Regions from separate parts of the Homo sapiens genome. Here region 1 is linked to region 2. The links are chromatin contacts, found by Hi-C or POLR2A ChIA-PET in ENCODE. All regions are on one chromosome and are shown on one strand. Each heading gives the region's core, a stretch centred on a gene start or an enhancer-like site at or near the end of the contact. The rest is flanking DNA. Distances are from core to core; before and after follow the strand shown. Region 1 overlaps SGSM3 (small G protein signaling modulator 3). Region 2 overlaps TNRC6B (trinucleotide repeat containing adaptor 6B).

Evidence for each region. Hi-C counts contacts between places; a loop is a spot of excess contacts on that map. ChIA-PET counts read pairs that join two places held with the same protein, here RNA polymerase II (POLR2A). Pooled maps may share reads with other maps.
Region 1: a pooled map shows a loop between it and region 2 (2.8-fold over the local background). The contact joins two enhancer-like sites. A Hi-C loop is called at or near these places in 5 of 50 pooled maps. POLR2A ChIA-PET finds 5 or more read pairs at or near these places in 6 of 52 experiments (CD4-positive, alpha-beta T cell, CD8-positive, alpha-beta memory T cell, SK-N-SH and 3 more).

What each region holds. Positions count from the first base shown.
Region 1 is chr22:40,396,362-40,402,373 of GRCh38, forward strand. It overlaps SGSM3 (small G protein signaling modulator 3), which reads left to right. Exons shown (of 22, transcript NM_015705.6): 2 at 4,335-4,452; 3 at 5,232-5,314; 4 at 5,778-5,844. The coding sequence starts at 4,446. Among named protein-coding and RNA genes, the nearest start is that of SGSM3, 29 kb to the left of the region's middle. RefSeq lists enhancers at 1,914-1,973, 2,554-2,653. Within about 2 kb of position 3,975, at least 8 of the 41 ENCODE cell types and tissues checked have a DNase peak (open chromatin) inside an H3K27ac peak, as active enhancers do; they include CD4-positive, alpha-beta T cell, where a contact is called at or near this core.
Region 2 is chr22:40,286,446-40,292,481 of GRCh38, forward strand. The region is part of intron 12 of TNRC6B (trinucleotide repeat containing adaptor 6B); the gene reads left to right. Among named protein-coding and RNA genes, the nearest start is that of ADSL, 57 kb to the right of the region's middle. Within about 2 kb of position 3,631, at least 12 of the 41 ENCODE cell types and tissues checked have a DNase peak (open chromatin) inside an H3K27ac peak, as active enhancers do; they include CD4-positive, alpha-beta T cell, where a contact is called at or near this core.

The DNA.
Region 1 (6,012 bases), core at 2,725-5,224, 110 kb after region 2:
CGGGTGGCTCACTTGAGGTCAGAAGTTTGAGACCAGCCTGGCCAACACGGCGAAACCCCAACTCTACTAAAAATACAAAAAATTAGCCAGGCGTGGTGGCACATGCCTGTGATCCCAGCTACCTGGGAGGCTGAGGCAGGAGAATCGCTTGAACCTGGGAGGTGGAGGTTGCAGTGAGCTGAGATTGCGCCACTGCACTCCAGCCTGGGCGACAGAGTGAGACTCTGTCTCAAAAAAAAAAAAAAAAAAAAAAAAGAAGTATTTTTGCTTATGTTGCTTACAGCTTTCATGTTCCATGGTAAATGTCTGTAGAAAACCATCTCTGTAGTAGTAGCAACTATGCTGTGTTGTTAAGAAAATAGGACACAGGACAGGACAGGAGGACCAGAGTGAATGGGGGGCCATATCCCTCTGATCTATATGAAGAGACCACAGGAAATGGACAGAACCTTTTCTGCCCCTCCCCATAGATGGGGGAAAACAGGGTGTATAGTAAGATCTGACCTTCTGTGCTTTTTAAACAAAATTTGCCTTATAGGAAATTGTAAGATTAGCAAACTAGGGAGTATGTACATTTAATTTTGAAAAATTCTTTCTAGAGCTCCTCAAAGGTTCCTAAATCAATCCTGTTTTTCAACTTTCTGCCTCTCAGTACTCCTGTGACAACAGGAGGGCAGCCACCCTGACGTGGCTAACTCTCTGGGCTGTTCCTGCCAACTCCCAGATGGCTGCTTTCAGGAAGGTTTCCATAGCGACCAGAGGCAGGAAAAACCTGCCCACCCAGCTTAACAATTCACATCCGGCTGGGCTTTATAGCCAGTGGGAGAAGTGGCGTGTTTATATATACTTATATACATTACATACATTTATATGTGTGTGTAGCATTAAAGAGCTCAACCCTGCAGACTCTATATCCAGAATCTGGCTGGGTGTGGTGGCTCACACCTGTAATCACAGCACTTTGGGAGGCTGAGGCAGGAGGATCACTTAAGCTCAGGAATTCAAGACCAGCCTGGGCAACATAGAGGGACCTTGTCTCTAAAAAAAAAAATATGATAAAATATATCCATAATCTGACCATTTCTCAGTGTTCCCACCATAGGAAAGTCAACATACCTTTCACCCTGACTAATCCAACAGCCTCCTCTATGTCCACCACCACCTCTGCAAGACAGCCAGAGAGGGCTCAGAGCCCTCCCCTACTTTCCCAGCTCACTGAGAATGAAGCCCAGAATCCACCACACTGTGAGGCCTCGTAGTCCCCTGCTGTGTCTTCTCCCACCATTCAGGCTGTTTCCTCCCACTCTTTCCTTCTCATTCCCCAGCCCCTCCAGCCTGCTGGCTGCCTTGCAGCTGTTTCAGCATGCCCAGTGTGCTCCCAACTTGGGGCTGCTTCTCCCTGGATCTCCTTTCCCTCAGGTAGCCATGAGCCCTCAGTTCCTTTTGGTCTTTGCTCAGGTGTCCCTAACCCATATTCTAAAGAGCTTCTCCTGAACACTTGATATAAATCCCCTCTCTTCTGATAGTCTCCACACCTTGACCTTTATTTTTCCTCACAGCATTGTAGTTATCACAATCTATTTCTGTGTTTATCATCCAATTCTGTCTTTTTTTTTTTTTTTTTTTTTTGAGATGGAGTCTCTGTCACCAGGCTGGAATGCAGTGGCGCCATCTCAACTCACTGCAACCTCTGCCTCCTGGGTTCAAGTGATTCTCCTGCCTCGGCCTCCCGAGTAGCTGGGACTACAGGCACACGCCACCACGCCCAGCTAATTTTTGTATTTTTAGTAGGACAGGGTTTCACCATGTTGGCCAGGATGGTCTCAATCTCCCGACCTCAGGTGATCCACCCACCTCGGCCTCCCAAAGTGCTGGGATTACAGGCGTGAGCCACCGGGCCCAGCCTGTCATCTGATTCTCTAATGTAAGGGTCAGGACTTTTTCCCCCACTGTTGTGTCCCAGCTCTTAGAAGCTGCCTGGCTCTTAGGGGTGCTCAGTCCCCATTTGCTGATGAATGAATGAGTGGGAGGACAGCCAAGATCAGGAAAGGGGAGGGACTCCTGAGTGGGCCTTCCCAGCCCCTTCAGGCCTCCACAGCCAGATGTAGCTGATTTCTCTGCTACAAGCAGCCTGCAGGTGCTCTGTCACACTTTTACTCTGCCCTTTCAGAACCACCAACCAAACCCCTGCCTCTGGGGCCGATGGTGATGAGGAGTCTTTCTCATGCTCTCAACTGGGACATGTTATGTGGAACCATACACAGTTGTCATTTTTCTAGGCTGTAATGGATGAATATCGGCAATTTAATATGGTTCAACATAGTTTTTAGTATACCTCAATGAGGAGGGTCCATATATTAACAATAACTTTCTAAAAATTTTTAGGACTACTAATTGCCTGATACTTATTGAGTACTTATATGTGTCAGGCAGTGTGCTAAAGGCCTTATTTGCATCAGCTCACGTAATCCTCATAACCACAGTAAGGCATAGGTATTATTATTCCATTCTATCGAAAAGAAAACTGATACAGACGTGAAGTAAACTTGCCCACGGTTATAACAAGTGGGCACAGGCCCACTCTGCTACACGAGTAGCAGAGCTAGGATTGGACTGGAGATGTCTTTACTTTTTTTTTTTGAGACAGAGTCTCACTCTGTCACCCAGGCTGGAGGGCAGTGGTGCGATCTTGGCTCACTGCAACCTCTGCCTCCCGGGTTCAAGCAATTCTTGTGCCTCAGCCTCTCAAGTAGCTGCGATTACAGGGATGCATCACCATGCCTGGCTAATTTTTTTGTATTTTTAGTAGAGACAGGGTTTCACCATGGTGGCCAAGCTGGTCTCAAACTCCTGGCCTCAAGTGATCCGCCCACCTCAGCCTCCCAAAGTGCTGGGATTACAGGCGTGAGCCACCGCGCCCAGCCAAGATGTCTTTACTTTTAATCATGGTGCAGAGGATGAGCGCTGAGCCCACTCCCTCCCAAAGCTGACACGTGGTTGTTCTGCCACAGCCATTTGCCATCTCAGGCTCCAAGCCAGCAGGAGGCGTAATAGAGCACTGGGTTCCATTCCCAGGGCCATCTAGCTGGTGGCCATGTGTCCGTCATTTCACAGGGTGGGGTTACATGGTGTGGCAGGGCAAAGTTTTGGGAGTCCATTTGGAAACTATCAGTCTCTCCTAGGCTTATTTTCTGTTGTGTAAGGAATGAATGTGTTGTAAGGATTGAATGATGACATGACATGCTTTTTAAAATTTCTAGCTCAGTCTCTTTAATGTAAAAATATGTAATCATCCAGCTCATAGTTCTGAGGGAAACCCTATATCACATATATTTTACACTGAAGGAAGACATTAAAATTCCATTCTCTTCACACAGAACCAACCAACCAGGATGGCTGGCCTGTTGGGGAAGCAGGTTCTGCCATCTGGTTCTCAGCAGGCATGTCTGGAAGCAGGAGGGAGCGTCTCTCCCATTTGGGTACCAAAGCCTCTGTAACAGTCAGGAATGTTCTGCTGTGGCCTTTATCCTAAACTTGGCTTGGCCAGTGTGTGTCTGGGGCAGGAGCAGAGGCCGGGACACAGCTGAGCTGCCCACAGGAGCTATTTTTGCCCCCACACTTGTATGTCTTTAAAGAGAACTGGGATTTTCTCACAGCTCCTTTGAAGTGGTGGTTTGATTTTCCTCTTTTTTGCTTCTCACTTACCTAATTCTTCCCGATTTATCTAGAATTCCCAACACCAGAATTCCATGGCAGATAGCATGGAGAATAGGTTCTGTTATGGACCAGGATAACAACTGTCATTTCTGAATTCTCATTGTGTGAAAAATGGCAAAAGTAAATTTTTCTTCAGTGCCAGGTTTAGGTAAATATGATTTCAAAAACCGGAATGTAACTTGTCTTGAAATCTTTCAACCACATCTCCTCGTTGTCACCTACTTCCTTTCGTAGAGTGAGAGCCTTTAATTCTGTGGTTAGAAGTAAAAGGAAGTAAAGGCTTGGCCGGGCGCGGTGGCTCATGCTTGTAATCCCAGCACTTTGGGAGGCCGAGGCCGGCGGGATCACGAGGTCAGGAGTTCGAGACCAGCCTGGCCAATATGGTGAAACCCCGTCTCTACTAAAAAGACAAAAATCAGCCGGGTGTGGTGGTGCAACCCTGTAGTCCCAGCTACTCGGGAGGCCGAGGCAGAAGAATCTCTTGAACCCAGGAGGCAGAGGTTGCAGTGAGCTGAGATTGCACCACTGCACTCCAGCCTGAGGTGACCAAGCGAGACTCTGTCTAAAAAAAAATAAAAATAAAAATAGAATGACTTTCCTCTTTTCTCTTCTAACAGGGCAGATGATTCTGGACCAGATGAAGCCTGAGGAGCCTTCCAGCTCTAAGATAGCAGGATAGGAGACTTCTAAGATTGGAGCTGCAGAAGACTTGCCAGCCCACCAGCACAATGTCAGGTAGAGGCAGGGGCTGGACTTGGAAACGGGGTTTGAAGCTCTCACAGAGGAGCCAGAGGGATGGAAGGTGGCTTGTTTTCCATAAAACACCATCCAGATAAGAGAGGTGGAGATGGTAGGGAAGGCTTCTGGCTGGCTGAGAAAGTTATTAAAACTTCCTTCTCAGCTCTGCTCTCTAGCTCTCCTCCTCCAGCTCTCCAACCCGCAGATCTGCAGTCCTCAGGTGGAGAAAGAGGCCGGAAGATGAAGTTTGGTCATGTTTTGTAATGTGCTGCTGTTTCTTTCCCCTCTTCTCCAGAAATTTGCTGATTTCTAGGAGGTTTCTTTCACTCTGCTCCTTCCCTACCCAGCACGCTTGAGATGGGCCAGTCCCTTTAATGCTGGTGCTCTTAGAGGGAGAGGGTATTTCCTGATTTGAATTTTGCCTCTGCATTTTCTATTTTTTTTTTATTTTTTTGAGGCAGAGTTTCGCTCTTGTTGCCCAGGCTGGAGCGCAATGGCACGATCCTTGCTCACTGCAACCTCCGCTTCTTGGGTTCAAGCTATTCTCCTGCCTCCCGAGTAGCTGGGATTACAGGCATGTGCCACCACGCCCAGCTAATTTTGTATTTTTAGTAGAGATGGGTTTCTCCATGTTGGCCAGGCTGGTCTCAAACTCCTGACCTCAGGTGATCTGCCCACCTCGGCCTCCCAAAGTACTGAGATTACAGGCGTGAGCCACTGCGCCTGGCCTGCCTCTGCATTTTCTTGATTGTTCTCCTGGTCCTCTTTGGTTTTAGGAAGCCATACACCTGCCTGTGGCCCTTTCTCAGCCCTGACTCCGAGCATATGGCCCCAGGAGATCTTGGCCAAGTACACGCAGGTATAGCAGTTAGCCAGGCACCAGCCTGCTGTGCTCCCACGCTGTGGTATGAAGGGGACCCAGCTCTGCAGGCTGCCCAGGAAGAGGTGGCCAACTCACACAGGGTTATGAGTTCCCCACCAGAGATGGTATCTTAGCCCCATGTTTCCTGTGTGAATCAACCACTGTGGCACTATGCTCTCAGTATTATAGGGACACAACTGCATAAAACATGTTTCTTGCCTTGATTTTATTATCTTTGACCTCTGAGAAGAACAAGGAAAATAGAAGGTTGAGAAATTGCTAGAAGAAGGTTCAGAGAAGGTTGCGTGGTAACCAGAGGCGGCTTTTGGAAGAGTAGCCTTTGATCTGAGCCCGAAGGCTGGGTGGGATTTTAGCAGGCAACCCTGTGGGTGGCATCTTTCAGACCTGAGGCCCCCAACTAGGGGACAGGCAACTGACTTCAACCTCATCCTGATTCTAGAAGGAAGAGTCAGCAGAGCAACCAGAGTTCTACTACGATGAGTTTGGTTTCCGTGTGTACAAGGAAGGTAAACTTGAGCCCCTTTTGTGTGTCATCTTGCTGATGTTCTTTGGGGAGGACTCCGCTCCCTTGACTGAATTACTCGGCCTGTGATGGCTGAGCTCTGATGCGTCAGGGTTCCAGATTTAAGGACAGAGTGTATCTGAGGGTGATACTCTCATAAGTATGGGAGACT
Region 2 (6,036 bases), core at 2,381-4,880:
ACAGTGAACCGAGATGATGCCACTGCACTCCAGCCTGGGTTATAGAGCGAGACTCCATTTCAAAAAAAAAAATAGAAAATGAGAATTGCCAGATTCTGGATTATTCTGAAAATGTTGAGGAGCTGTATGCCAACATAGCAATTAGGTGCTCTAGGGGGAGTTTTAGAACTAATGAAGTAGCAGAGACTCCTGGATTCAACTCTTATTCATGAGCAGCTCTGTGTACGACATAGTCCATTGGATACCATGGGAACCATTTAGGTCTGTCCCTTAGTAGGAGATGTGCAAAGAGATGGTGCTTTGTTTTGGGGATAAAGGTGAGAGATTTGTGTTAGTCTACCACATACTTTCCCTGTTCCCCTTTGTGAGAAAGCAGGCGTGAGGATAGAGTAATAGCTGATAAGCTCATGCAAGGATTCAGTGTGTGGCCTTAGTCCCTCCTTAGAATGTTATTTTAATAAACCAAGCTTTGAGTCTGTTTCATCCTTAAAAGAAGATGGGAGCGCTTATTAGATCCAACCAGCAGGTTGTAAAGGTTCAGTTTTTGTTGTTTTTGTGTTTTTATTTATTTTTATTTTTTGGAGGTAGAGTCTCACTCTGTCACCCAGGCTGGAGTGCAGTGGTGTGATCCATAGCTCATGGCAAGCTCAAACTCTTGGGCTCAAGCAGTCCTCCCTCCTCAGCCTCCAAGTAGCTGGGGACTACAGATGCACACCACCAAGCTTGGCTGGTTTTAAGTATTGTGTAGAGGTGGAGTCATGCTATGTTGCCCAGGCTGGTCTCAAGCTCCTTGACTCCAGCAGTCCTTCCACCTCAGCCTCCCAAAGCACTGGGATGACAGGCATGAACCACCGTGCCCAGCCTGTTTTGTTTTTTGAAATGCCCTTTAAGACCAGGGCTTAAAATATTTATTTGAAAAGATCAACTATAGATTTCAAATTCTAGTTTTAATGTTCTGAGTCTGTATCTTTCTTAGTGGGGGAGGTCAGGTTTCTCCACACCCCTTCCTTGCCTCCCCGTCATCACCACCAACTGCCTCTCCAAGGTCTTGCCTGGGAGTCTGGGACTGTGTCCCCTTGGCACCTCTCCTCTTCTTTCCCTCTAAGTTCCAGTCATCCTTCAAGCCCCAGGTAGAGGTTTGTCCTTTAGACAGAGCCATTTCTGACTTCCCTGGCACTCTACAATGGCAGTGTCTTCTTAAGTCTTGGAGCATACACATACTTTACAGTATCCTTTGGTATCAGGCTGACAGTCATCCATGGTTATCAAATATCTGTAGCATGTTAGATAATGTCTTCATCGTGCACAGATGGAGAAAATGCCATCTCTCTCTCTGCAGCCTCTTGGAGTTGGTGGCAGAGGGGTGGGTTGAGGTGAGGAGGAGGTGATAGCAGAATTCCCAGCAGATAGTGTGATAAATGTATAGAAATGTTTAACAGAGTTTGGGTAATCGGCTGAGCCTTCACACTAGCAGTGACGTCTGAGTCTTAAAGAATGAGTCAGAATTTTCTGAGCACACCAGATTAAAAGTGCCTTCTAAGCAGCAGGAGCCTCATGTGCAAGGGGCAATAATATCTAGAAGAACATAGCATTTGGGGGAAAGGCAGTTACTCTGAATAATTAGTTAGAGCTTGTTGAAACGTACACACAAATGCACACACACTGTCTTAGAATAGAAAAGAAAGGAACTAGACAAGAAGTATGGGACCAAATTTGGAAAAGGTGTTTGCTTTGCTTAGGATTTGGGACTTGGCCCTATGGGCCAATCCTTTTCAACGTGGTTTACAACCATTATTTGGGTTGCTACTTAAAGACACAGTTCCCAGGTCTCCAGTCTTCTGTGACAGGTGGCTTTGGGACTTAGTCACCCCCGTGTGATCTTTATGTGCACTTACAGTTTGGCCACTGCTGTAGACAATATACTATTAAAGATTTTTCAGCTGAGTAGTGATGTAGGAAAATTTAAGGTTTAGAAGATGCTGGGTGCAGTGGCTCACACCTGCAATCCCAGCCCTTTGGGAGGCTGAGGCAGGCAGATTGCTTCAGCCCAGGAGTTTGAGACCAGCCTGGACCACATAGTAAAACCCCATCTCTACAAATTTTTTTTTTTTTTTTGAGTTGGAGTCTCACTCTGTTGCCCAGGCTGGAGTGCAGTGGCACAATCTCTGCTCACTGCAACCTCCGCCTCCCAAGTTCAAGTGATTCTCCTGCCTCAGCCTCCCGAGTAGCTGGGACTACAGGAGTGTGCCACTATGCCTGGCTAATTTTTGTATTTTTAGTAGAGACGGCATTTCACTATGTTGGCCAGGCTGGTCTCGAACTCCTGACCTCCTGATCCACCCGCCCTGGCCTCCCAAAATGCTGGGATTACAGGCGTGAGCCACTGTGCCCAGCTTTTTTTTTTTTTTTTTTTTGAGGCAGAGTCTCTCTCTCACTCAGCTCACTGCAACCTCCACCTCCTGGGTTCAAGTGATTCTTGTGCCTCAGCCTCCTGAGTAGCTAGGATTACAAGCATGCGCCACCACGCCTGGCTAATTTTTGTATTTTTAGTAGAGATGGGGTTTCACCATGTTGGCCAAGCTGGTCTGGGACTCTTGACCTCAAGTGATCCACCCCACCTTGACCTCCCAAAGTGCTGGGATTACAGGCGTGAGCCACCGCGCCCAGCCTACAAAAAATTTTTTTTAATGATCCAGGCATGGTGGTGTGTACCTTTAGTCCCAGCTGCTCAGGAGGCTGAGGTGGGAGGATAGATTGAGTCTGGGAGGCGAGGCTGCAGTGAACCACGATCAAGCCACTGCACTCCAGCCTGGGCAACAGAGCAAGACCCCGTCTCAAAAAAGAAAAAAAGAGGAAGGGAGGGAGGGAACAAACAAACACTGGAAGTAATATAGAGGACATGTTTGAATGGCAGGAGTACTAGAGCAAAAGAGTGCAGTTGCAGGACTAGTACAGGAGTCTAGGTAAGGCAGCGACAGTGGGAATTAACCTTCTTGTGGAAGTCACCTCTGATCTTTTCCTTGCATAATATGATGATCTGTTCTCTAGTCTCTTCTTACTCAGTGTATCAGCAGCATTTGACAGAGTTCCCCTCCTTTCTGAAGCACTTCCTGTGTTTGGCTTTTGGACACCTACTACACTGGTTCTCCATCTGCCTCTCCTTCTCCATCTCCTTTACGAGTTCCTCCTCAAGTTCTCAATACATATTCAGCAGAATGTCCCAGATCTCAACCTTCGAACCTCTCCTCACCATCTGTAGTCAGTGCCAGGTGATCTTACCAAGTGGAATGACTTTAAGCACTGAATTCCAAAATTGTGTCTTCAGCCCACATCATTTTTCCTCAACTCCACAGACTACTCATAGGTTGCCTTACAGGTTAACATGTTCAAAACACAGCTTCTGATCTCACCCCACACTGCCCTCAAAAACATCCCCTTAACTCCCAGCAAATGGCACTCTCATCCTATAGGAGTTCAGGCCAAAAACCTTGGAGCTCGTGACCATGTTCATTGCATCAGTAAGACTGCCCTTCAAACCTTTATCCAAAAGCGGATCCTTTTTTACCACTTTCAACAGCACAGGCCCTGGCCAAGCCACCGCCGTTTCTGTCTAGGTTATTGCAGTGACTTCCTGCCTGTTCCCCACCCTGCCTCGGCTCAACATTTGCCTGTCTCACGTCTGAGTCAGACTGATTCTCTGACACCGCACTGTCCAGTGTGATAGCCGTCAGCCACATCAGCCCTTGAAATGTGGCCGCTGGACTGGAAGCACTGAATTTTAAATTTTATTTTAATTAACTTAAATAGCCACGTCTGGTTCATAGTCACTGTGCAGACAGCACAGACGTAGAACGTGTCGGCGTTGCAGGAAGTTCTGCACAGCACTGTGCTAAAACAAAAGGCAGGTTGTGTTACTCTTTCAGCGGGAATCCCCTCGTGGCTGGTTCTCTCGCTGAGAATGCAAGGCAAAAGCAAAGTCTTTACTCTGGTCTTTGAGGTTCCTGGTGATCCCACCTCCCCACAAGTACAGGTCACTGTCCCATACCTTCATGCTGCTCCAGCCAAGTGGCCCCCACACACCAAGCATACGCTTAGAACATCCTTCCCAGATGGCAGCATGGCTCAGTCTTTATCTCCTTCAGCTCTCTGCTTCTCTGCCACCTTCCCTAGGAGCTTTCTCAGGGCAGCTACGTACAGTGTGCAGCCTGCCCTGTCACTCCCCCACCCCCCGACCCGCTTGCTCCTTGTCTTTTCTCCCTCTCTGCCCCGCGCCTAGGAGTATAATAAGCTTCACAGTGGCAGGGTCTGGGCCTGCTGTGTTCACTGCTGGAGCCTGAGCAGGGCATGTATTTTGAGCTCGGTGACTATATATCAAGTCATGGGAAGATGCATATCAGAGTGATTTCAAAAGTGGAATTGTTGGGAAAGTTGCAGTTAACTTTGTGTGAGAGACTTGGGTACTACAGATCTCTTTATGACCAAAGTGTCTGCTCTACCCAAAAAAGAAAATTACTTGTGTTCCCTCCATTTTTGAATTTTGTTTTATTTATTTAATGCATACTGGGAGCAGAATATTAAATATTGGATTATTCTGTCTTTTCCCAACATTTCTGTATTTCTAAAAAATGAAGCAGTTGGGTAACTCTGAAGAAAGAAAAGGCCAGGCACGGTGGTTTACTCCTATAATCCCAGCACTTTGGGAGACCAAGATGGGCAGATTGCTTGAGCCCAGGAGTTCAAGACCAGCCTGGGCAATATGGCAAAACCTGTCTCTAACAGAAATACAAAAAATTAGCCGGGCATGGTGGTGCATGCTGTAGTCCCAGCTACTTGGGAGGCTGAGGTGAGAGGATGACCTGAGCCCAGGAGGTTGAGGCTGCAGTGAGCCATGGTGACACCGCTGCAATCCAGCCTGGGTGACAGTGATATCCTGTCTTAAAAAAAAAAATGAAAAAGACAAGATAACCACACACAGTTTGGATAGCGGAGAAACAAATTCTTAAAGAAACCTCCAACCCAAATACAATGACAGGAATTATTTTTACTAATTCCCTATTCAGACACTATTCATATACAGGGATGCTTTTCACATTATTGCACTCAGGGTCACTAGAACCTGATGTTAACATTGTGTCCTTGAATTTTCTGCTGTTGCTATGTAGCATTCACGGTGATCATAATGATGTTTCATCAGGTAGATTTACCTTGATTTACTTAACATTCCCTTCCCCCACTGTTGAGTATTAAATTGTTTTTAATTTTTCCCTGTTACAAATAATGCTGCAGAGAAATCCTTATACATAAACCCTTGCCCACATTTTTTCTAAATTTAGTTGCCCAAAATGAAATTTCTGGGTCAAAGCACATTAATATTTTAAAAGGTTTTGATAAATACCAGATTTTATATTCCTTTTGACCACATTATAGGGGCAATCAGTAGTTAATGTAAACATAGAAGATACTGAGGCCGGGCTCAGTGGCCCATGCCTGTAATCCCAGCACTTTGGGAGGCCAAGGCAGGTGGATCACCTGAGATCAGGAGTTTGGGACCAGCCTGGCCAACATGCTGAAACCCCATTTCTACTAAAAATACAAAAACTTAACTGGGTGTGGTGGCAGGCGTCTGTAGTCCCAGCTGCTCAGGAGGCTGAGGTAGGAGAATGGCATGAACCCTGGAGGCGGAGCTTGCAGTGAGCCGAGATCGTGCCACTGCGCTCCAGCTTGGGCGACAGAGCAAGACTCCGTCTCAAAAAAAAAGCCAGGCATGGTGGCGCACACCCGTCTGTCGTCCCAACTGCTCAGGAGGCTGAGGCAGGAGAATCGCTTGAACCCAGGAGGTGGAGGTTGCAGTGAGCTGAGATTGTGCCACTGCACTCTAGCCTGGGCGACAGAGTGAGACTCCATCTCAAAAAAAAAAAAAAAAAGGATGACACTGAAACTTCTAAGATTTGTTACAAATATTCCGGGCCTTGGGTTTCTACCATGCCTGTTTCCTCCAGTTACTCAAATACAATATTGAGAAAGTAACATATTCCA